Regions from separate parts of the Homo sapiens genome. Here region 2 is linked to region 1. The links are chromatin loops, found by intact Hi-C in ENCODE. Cell type or tissue: breast epithelium. All regions are shown on one strand. Links, peaks and the distances in the headings refer to the core of each region. The heading gives the core; the rest is flanking DNA. Region 1 holds the start of LINC01683 (long intergenic non-protein coding RNA 1683). Region 2 overlaps LOC105372745 (a long non-coding RNA gene).

Region 1 (4,411 bases), core at 108-4,107:
AAAGACTGCTTTATGCTTGCCTCCTTTACCTCCGCAGATACAGTAACTTTTCAATGCATTGTTCTTGGCCTTTTTATTTTCTGTAAAGTGTTCTTGCAAATATACCTGATATGGTTTGGCTCTGTGTCCCCATCCAAATCTCATGTTGAATTGTATCTCCCAATGTTGGTGGAGGGATCTGGTGAGAAGTGACTGCATTATGAGGGCAGATTTCGCCATGCTGTTCTCATGATAGTGAGTTTAGTCTCAGGAGATCTGATGGTTTAAAACTGTATGGAACTTCCCCCTCGTTCTTTCTCTCTCTCCTGCCACCATGTGAAGAATGTGCTTGCTTCCCCTCCACCTTACACCATGACTGTAAGTTTCCTGAGGCCTCTCAGTTATGCTTCCTGTTAAGCCTGTGGAACGGTGAGCCAATTAAATCTCTTTCTTCATAAATTACTCAGTTTCAGGTAGTTCTTTATAGCAGTAATACTCTGGGGCATACCTAAGTCTATATATATAACTAACATGCTAGAACAGGTCTAGAATTGCTTTGGTAGATAAATGAATAAATTAATATAGGGTGGACATTTGCCTTTTTTTGGTGAACTTTATACTTTGGGCATATACAACATTGCAATACAATTTACTAAAGAAACAAATCATGGTAGATATTCACTTTACTAACTTTACTTGTAATTCAACAACAAGCCTATGATATTTTCTTTGTCAGTCAAATAAACCCACCCCAAATTGAGTTATTTGAAGGAGAATGAATCATGCAGATGAATGGTGTGTTATATGTGTCATGAGCTAAATCTCATTTTCAGAGATAACATTGGCAATGAATCTAGGGCAGTCTCTAAAATCCATTGTCTGTTGGCAGTGCTAACTTTGAGTTCTTAAGGTAGTGGAGGTTAAATATCCTTTGGACCATGAATTCTTTGCACTATGATAAAAGGATAAATTAAATCCTAATTTGGGGAGACTATTTTGATGATATCTATTCAAATTCATGTCTTTTGACTCAACAAGTACACACCTATTTGATTGTATTATAGATTTTCTTGCTCATTAGCCACAAATAAAAATAATTTTTGTTTATTGTTTAGCAGGATTCTAAAAACAGCACATTGGTGAAACAGTGGTAACTATATATTCATAATACAGAAAAATACTATGGGTCTCACAATCTGCTATCAAAGGTGTGTATTTATCTGGAGTCTCAAATGGCAAAATAACTCACTTCCAAGCTCGTGTAGGCTGTTGGTAGAATTTGTTTTCTTGAAGCTCTGTGGCTGAGGGCTCTGGATCCATAAAGGTTGTCAAATGGAGGCCACCTTTAGTGCTTAGCCATTTATTTTTTCTGCCACGTAACCTTTTTCGTAAGCAGACCCTCACCAAAACATCTCAGTTTGCTTCTTAAAGATCAACAGGACAAGGAGAGCTAGCAGAACAGTTTTACACAGTGTAATGTAATCACAGATGTGACATTGCTTTATGTGTGTCATATTCTGTTAGTTAGAAGCAAGTCACAAATCTAGTTCACATTCTAAAGAAGGGGATTACACAAAGGCTTTAACACCAAGAGATTGAAAACCTTAGGGTCTGTCTGCCACAACAGAAAGAATCAAATATTAAGAGAGAAAAATATGTTCCATTTGCATATAGCACAGAGTGCCTAAAGAAAATACAGAAATGTGTTAATATTTATACAGGATGGTGATATATATAACTTAGTAAGTAAAAATCTGTACCAATTGCATTGCATTTTCAAGGGAGTCTTAAATAACATAAAACATTTGATGACTAAGTACTAATGAAGTAGTATTCCTTGACTGTGACTTTGTGCCAATAATAAAATATTCCTTTCTCTAGGCTAATTTATTACTTATTTTTATAATAAAATATATTCTGTGTAATCAAATTGAAAACACATATTTTCAAACTAGTGATATGAGTGGATATGGTGACATTTTAATGGAGGTTACCATGCTTTATATAATTTAACCGAGGATATAATCTTATTATTTGCATTACAACACCAATCTCAGTCCAATAATTATGGAGTGGCATTATTTGTACACCTCCAGATTGTCACTGTTTAACCCCTCTGATGAAGTAATCAAGTGTCTGGTTTTCAATATTGTTTAAAATACTCTTAATGTCTCTAGATAGTGGAAATTAGGTTAAGCTGAAGCATCTTAAAGCTTCATAACACCAAACAGATGTTCTTAAAGCTTCATAACATCTTAAAGCTTCTTAACACCAAACACTATGATCAGGAGGTAGTGGTTCATTTCCACCCTATTTCCTCTTACCTTTCATGAACTCCATTCAAACATATGCATGTTGCTGAGATATAGTATGGTGCTTAATATCGCTGGGGAAGGAAATAGAAAAATAATAACTACATTGCATTGAAATATGTGCAAGTAATAGTGTTCTAATAAAGGTGTAATATATTTTGTTGAATATAGAAAAATTGTGTAGTGTAAAACATTTTCCAAACTTTCTGTCTATTGTATTATATTTGTAAGATTTAAACTGATGCTCCTTAGACTGTAAAACAAATACTGCCTTTCAAAAATAACTAAAATAATTAGATTGTGTTTTCAGATGAATTTTCTGGTGCTCATATAATTAAAAAATAGTCCAATAGAATAAGAACTTCCAACTGAAAAAGAATAAAGGCATTGCCTATTGGAGTAACATATATACAGCTGTCTCTTGAGTAAAATACTGGAAAATAAAGATGCAAGTACCTCAATGACATAATACCTAACATTTTCTAGCACATTATAAAATGTAGTCTACAATTACGTGTATTATTATTTATCTCCTGCAATAATGTAAGCTTTGTAAATGTAGAAATTTCTGTCTATATTGTTCTCTGATATAAAACTACTGTTTAGAGTAGTGCTGAATACAGGGTATATATATATATGTAACTTTTCCTAAAATTTCTAGATAGTTGCAAACTTTACAGTTTTAATAGTTTGTTTTTTAAAAAGCATAATTTACAAAGCATACATGTATGCCCTTCCTTCCTTCCCTTTCTTCCTTCCTTTCCTTCCTTCTTTCCTTCCTTCCTCCCTCCCTGCTCGCTTGCTTTCTCTCTTTTCTTTTCATTTTCTTTCCTTCCTTCCTTCCCTCCCCCTCCCTCCCTTCATTCCTTCCTTCTCTCTCTCTCTCTCTCTCTCTCTCTCCTTTTATTTATTTTTTTTTTGTGAGACAGGGTCTCATTCTGTCACCCAGGCTAGAGTGCCATGGTGCCATCTTGGCTCACTGTAACCTCCACCTCCCAGGCTCAAGCAATCCTCACACCTCAGCCTCCTGAGTAGCCTCCTGAGTAGCCGGAACTAGAGGAGTGTGTCATCACGCTGGCTAATTCTTGTAATTTCGGCTGGTCTCGAACTCCTGGGCTCAAGCAATCCACCTGCCTCTGCCTCCCAAAGTGCTGGGATAACATGTGTGAACCATCGTGCCCAGCCCAGCACGTATTCTTTTTAAATACAGCCCAGGTTTTCCCATCTACAGTTATTTGATGTTATGACTTGTTCAAATAATCAAGTTATTCTTAAATTTTGTTTTCTTTTTCATCTAAGCAAAAGTTTATGGATGTTATATCAACTACATTTCATGTGGGGCATGCTTCACTACTATATATATTTATTGGTAATTGGGCGACAGAGTGAGACTTCATCACACAAAAAAATCTAAATCTTTAGTAGTGTAATTTAAAAACAAGAATTTTATTTCCACACCAGCTTGAAGTCTGTGGTTTTAAAACAATTTCTTTTTAAGGTGTGCTTTACCTCAAAACTGGGAGAGTCTGTCTTTTATCTCAAACAAAACTACATGGAGAAAAGGTACTAAAGAAAGACAAATGCATTAGATAAATATTTTACCGTATAGTTGTCAGTAAACCAACTTAGAATTATCCTGCAGGGATTACATAAATAAATAAATACATAAATAAACAAACAAAATAAACACCTTTATGAACACTCCGACTGAGTGGAATATGTCTATATTCTTATAACTGCTTCAGTTCTAAAAGCCGGAGACACAGGAATCATTAAGAGGGGTTGAGTCAAGATGGCGGCCTGGAAGTAGCTCCTGCGCGCTGCTCTCACAGGGAGGAGACAAAGGGCTGGTGAACACTGACCCTACAAGCTGATATCTAAGAAACCGTGTCGGACTCGATCAAGGCAGCAAGCCGACACAGAGAACAGAGAGGAGTGCAGCTGGGCAGCAGCCTGTCTGGGATAAACGCGGAGCCAGGAGAAGCTCCCCAACACAGGAAAGGGTGAGTGAGTAAGAGGCCCCTGAGGGCTTCACACTCTCCGCGGGAACCTGTGTAAGGTTGCGAATGGAAGACCCCCACCACCGCCCCCCTTCCCCCCGCCGGCCTCCCTGCACCCTC
Region 2 (4,411 bases), core at 77-4,076, 70 kb after region 1:
TGAGCTAAGAGGTTGATTGATGCCTCTGACCAAGTGCTACAGCTTGCAGGATGCAGTGGTAACACCAAAATCCTTGTCATTTGCTTTGTTTTACTCCTGGGTGGTCAAGCCATGCCATTTCTCTTAGTATTCCTCATTAAGTGAGACCACAGTGGACTTCCTGAGAAGTTTTTTAGAATGGTAGTGAAGTCAGATAACTGTTTCAAGTTCGTTTTTCCCCTCATAGAAACTGTGAGTCCAGGAAAATCTTTATCTGGTGCTATGCTACTTTGGTAGAAGGGGAGGTGGGGGTGCAGTCAGAGTGAGACCATTCCTCTTAGCCATCAAATTTAGATTTTGTTTACTTCTGCACACCACACAGGTGTCTCAGGCTTGTTTCCAGATGCTGAGGTTTTCAAAAGGATGTTCTGTCTGTAGATAGTCGCTAGTTGAAAGTTCTGTTGGAGCAATGGGGGTCAAGGTTTTTTCTTTGCCACATTGCTGACATCCTTAAGTTTGAATTAATAATGATTTTATTTTAATGTCAACTGAATAACTGATATTTATTTTTTAAAATATTTTTTAAGAAAACATCTGAAATCACAAGCAGGTTCATCATGAAAATATAAAAAAAAATTATTGTTAGTCATGATCTATGAAAGAAGCAAAATATCATTTTTTTCCAAGTATTTATGATTGCTGTCTTTAAGGTTTTTTTTTCTATTATTCATAGTGATGATAGTTTTGACCCAAATATGATTTCAAGTCTTATTTGCAAATATTTTAAGGCACAACCAGGCCTGAATGTATTTTCTACTGCCCAATATAGAAGCAAATTTTGATTAAATCTAAAAACTTTTAATAATGCTGGAAATGATTATATGCCTTGCATGTAGGAATTTATTATATGCTATGTAATCAGTATATTGGAACCCTCATTCAAATAATTATGCAAAACTGAACTTTATTTAAATAAATAAATAAGTAAACTTTTAAGGTGAGGTTTCACTTAGTTCCAGAATTATACTTACTGAAATATTACTATATTTTAAAATTTGCTATATATTATAATATTACTTATACTGATGATACTGATGGTTATGAAAATAAATAAAATATATTTATGGATATGTCAGTGTGACTCCAGTGATTTATAGTTGTGTTTGTGTTTTTTTTTTCTAAAGGATTTGAACAACTTGCAAATACACCATGCTGGACACACTAAGATAAGCAAAATCAAGTAAGACCATATGCAAAATTGTATAATTTTTAATTGCGAAGTTTATTGCATTTAAAGCACTGAAATAACTTTTTAAAAAACATTTTATTTCACATACTTTTTCATATTCTTATTAAAAACATGATCTATTCATTTCAAACAGACTTATCCTGAAACTGAATATATAGACGTACTTTATCTGGAGAGACTCTTGCAAGTGATATTGAGCACTATGGTAAAATAACTTTCCAATATTTTATGTAATTTTAATTGAAGGAGGATATACATACAAAAACTTTAAAGAAGTTATTGCAAATGTACAAATTGATGGATTTTCATTAAATGAATTATCCTTATAGCCATCAGCTATATCAAGAAATAAAGCATCACTAGCCCCCAGAAGCTACCCTCAGCTTCCCTCCAAGTCACTAAAATTCTCCAAGTTGATAATCTTTCTGATGTTCAACACTAAATACTTTGTATATTTGTGTATAGTGTGCAAGATGGAATTTTACTGTATAGATTATTTTGCATCTGGCATTTTTTATTTAGTGAGATATCCAGTCAATATTAATTTTCATCATTGTTATGAAATATTTTATTATATGAAAATACAAAAATAGTGTGGGTGTGTGTTTGTGATCTACTACAAATGTGTAGTTTTCAGGGTTTTTTGGCTATTGTCTAACAACATTGGCTATTGTCTTTTTTATTTTATTTATTCTAGTGTTTGTGTACTAAAATTTAATCGTGATTTTATCTTGAAGGTCTCTGTTGACTAATGAGGTAGAGCATGTTTTCCTGTGTTTTAGCTGATCCACTTTGTAGGCATCTTTTCCAGTGTTTGCATTTTTGATCTCTTGAATTGTCTGACTGTTATGGGTTGAATTGTGTTCCTCAAAAATTCATGTGTTGAGTTCCTAGCACCCAGAACCTCAGAAAGTGACTTTCTTTGAAAGTAAGGTCATTGCAGATGTAGTTAGGTAAAATGAGGTCATACTGAAGTAGGGTGGGCTCTAATATAATATACTTGATGCTTTTATTGAAAGGGAAAATTTAATTTCTGATACACAGACACATAGCGAGAATACCATGTGAAGATTAAAGAAGACATTGAGATGCCTTAGCAGAAGTCAACAAATGCCAAACATTGCCAGCCCACCACCGGTAGCTAGGAAAAAGACATGAAACTGATTTTTTTCCTCATAGCCTTTAGAAGGAACAACCTTGTGACACATTGATCTTGGATTTCTAACCTCCAAAACTGTGAGACAATACATTTCTGTTGTTTAAGCCACTCTGTGGTTATTTGTTGCAGTTGTAGCAAACTGGTGGACTGTCGTTTATTGATTTGTAAGAATATTGTATATATTCTGGATATGAGTTATTTGTCAGTAATATAAACTGTAAATTAGTCTGTGATTTGTCTATTCATTCTTTTAATGGTGCCTTTTGATGAATAAAAGTCATTAAGATTAATGTAGGTTAAACGTTCATATTTTACTACATGGCTTATATATTTTTGTCCTGCCTAAAAAATATTTGCTCACTCCTAGATCATAAAGATCGAAATATATTTTCTTCTAGAAAATAGTATTTGTCTTTTATATTTAAGTCTACAATGCACTGAGAATTGAGTTTTGTAAATACAATGATGTAAGAGTCACGATTTATATTTTTGGTATTTAATTGGCTCAGTATCAAAAATAAATTCTTCCCCATTTCAATATATATCACATTTTTATGTGACTCCGTAAGTCACATAAAAGACTCCATAAGCCTTTTTCTGGCATTTTATCATATTCTTCTTGTCTAGGTGTCTATTTCTGAGTTAATTGTATATTATCATATTTATTATATATGTATATTTTATAATTATATCTGAAAATAAAAGTTCTTCAGCTTCTTTAATACTTCTGCAAGATTTCTCAAACTATTATTGGCTCTATTTTTCATATAAGTTTCAAAAACAACTTATCAAGTTTTGCCAAGAAACCTGCTGGGATTTTTGTTGGAGTTGCATCAAATCAATATATTAATTAGGAGAGATTACATGTTCACAATACTGACTTTTCCCAACCTTGAACCTTGAATAGTGTACTTGTTTAGAGAGTCTTTAACTGACAGTTTTTACATTTTGTAGTTCGTATTGGAAGGTTATTGCTCGTCTTCTGTTAGATATGTTACTATGTATTTTATCTTTCTAATGCTATTGGAAACATTTCATTTTTATCTTCTATTTTCTATGTTTTTCCTTATAGTGAGAATTACATTGAATTTTTGCCCTTGCTAAATTTCCTTACTAATTATTATGTATCTATAATTTTGAAAAATCCTATATATGCTATATGTAGAAGGAGCAGTTTTATTTATTGCCTTCCAATCCTAATGCCACTGTCTTTTTAAAAATGTCTTTTATTATCACACGATGACTTCCAGTACCATGTTGATAGACCACAAAATAGTTTTCAAAATCCATAAAATTTTCTCAGATTAAAAATGCATGTAAAATTTTTTTAGTAAACATTCTGTCATTTGCTTTCATTCACAGTGCAGTCATTTAAAATAGTATACCTAGTAACCTTGGCTCTTCACTCCCCAATCATTCTGCAACTGAACACATACTGACTTCCTCTATCCTATTTCAGTGACACTATAAATGCTACCTGCCACTCTCTAATTTGCACTCTATTGTATAATTTTCATTTCAATTCTGTATTGTATCTGTAATCCTTTTGGAAGTTTTTGTTTATTGCCTTGTATGAAGCCACTCATAGTGTTTTTTGACATTAGTTTTTATAACAGGAGTTTTGGAGTCAGGAAAGGCTTATATTTGTGTCTATAAGGAGTTTCTTATTTAACCCTTTCAAATTCTCTAATTCTTTAATACTTTTATCTTCTAATATATACTTACAAGACTTTTGTAGGAAAGAAATACATGTAAAGTGCCTAGTACATGGCCAGGCACATGACAAAGGGACAATAAATTATAGTTCTTTGGCATATCTATGTCTATCCTTGTGCTCCTCAAAATTAGGTTTTCCTGCAGGTTTTCTTTTAGAAATTTGTTCTTCTCATTCTAATCGCCTATCTTGAGTAATATCTTATTGTTACCTTTTAAAATTCAGCTTAAGCTTTATCCCCTTTATTCTTCCTGAGCAAATCTAACATATTTTCTTCTGTCATGTTTTCATAGTATTCTCACTTATCACT

What was found. Hi-C counts contacts between places; a loop is a spot of excess contacts. Peaks named below come from ENCODE experiments on the same cell type or tissue, not always from the same donor. Only the 100,000 strongest peaks of a DNase experiment are listed, where the experiment ranks them.
Region 2: it touches region 1 in a loop (13-fold over the local background); 2 of 110 quality-filtered maps call a loop at or near these places.

The regions. Positions count from the first base shown.
Region 1 is chr21:19,895,720-19,900,130 of GRCh38, forward strand. It overlaps LINC01683 (long intergenic non-protein coding RNA 1683), which reads right to left and starts at 4,036. Exons shown (of 3, transcript NR_146910.1): 1 at 3,982-4,036; 2 at 2,304-2,365. It overlaps LOC105372745 (a long non-coding RNA gene), which reads left to right and starts at 4,065. Exons shown (of 4, transcript XR_937603.2): 1 at 4,065-4,294. In breast epithelium, for the core only: no CTCF peak of the experiment used is centred there; no DNase peak of the experiment used is centred there.
Region 2 is chr21:19,965,511-19,969,921 of GRCh38, forward strand. LOC105372745 (a long non-coding RNA gene) reads left to right here. Exons shown (of 4, transcript XR_937603.2): 2 at 1,164-1,219. Among named protein-coding and RNA genes, the nearest start is that of LINC01683, 68 kb to the left of the region's middle. In breast epithelium, for the core only: no CTCF peak of the experiment used is centred there; no DNase peak of the experiment used is centred there.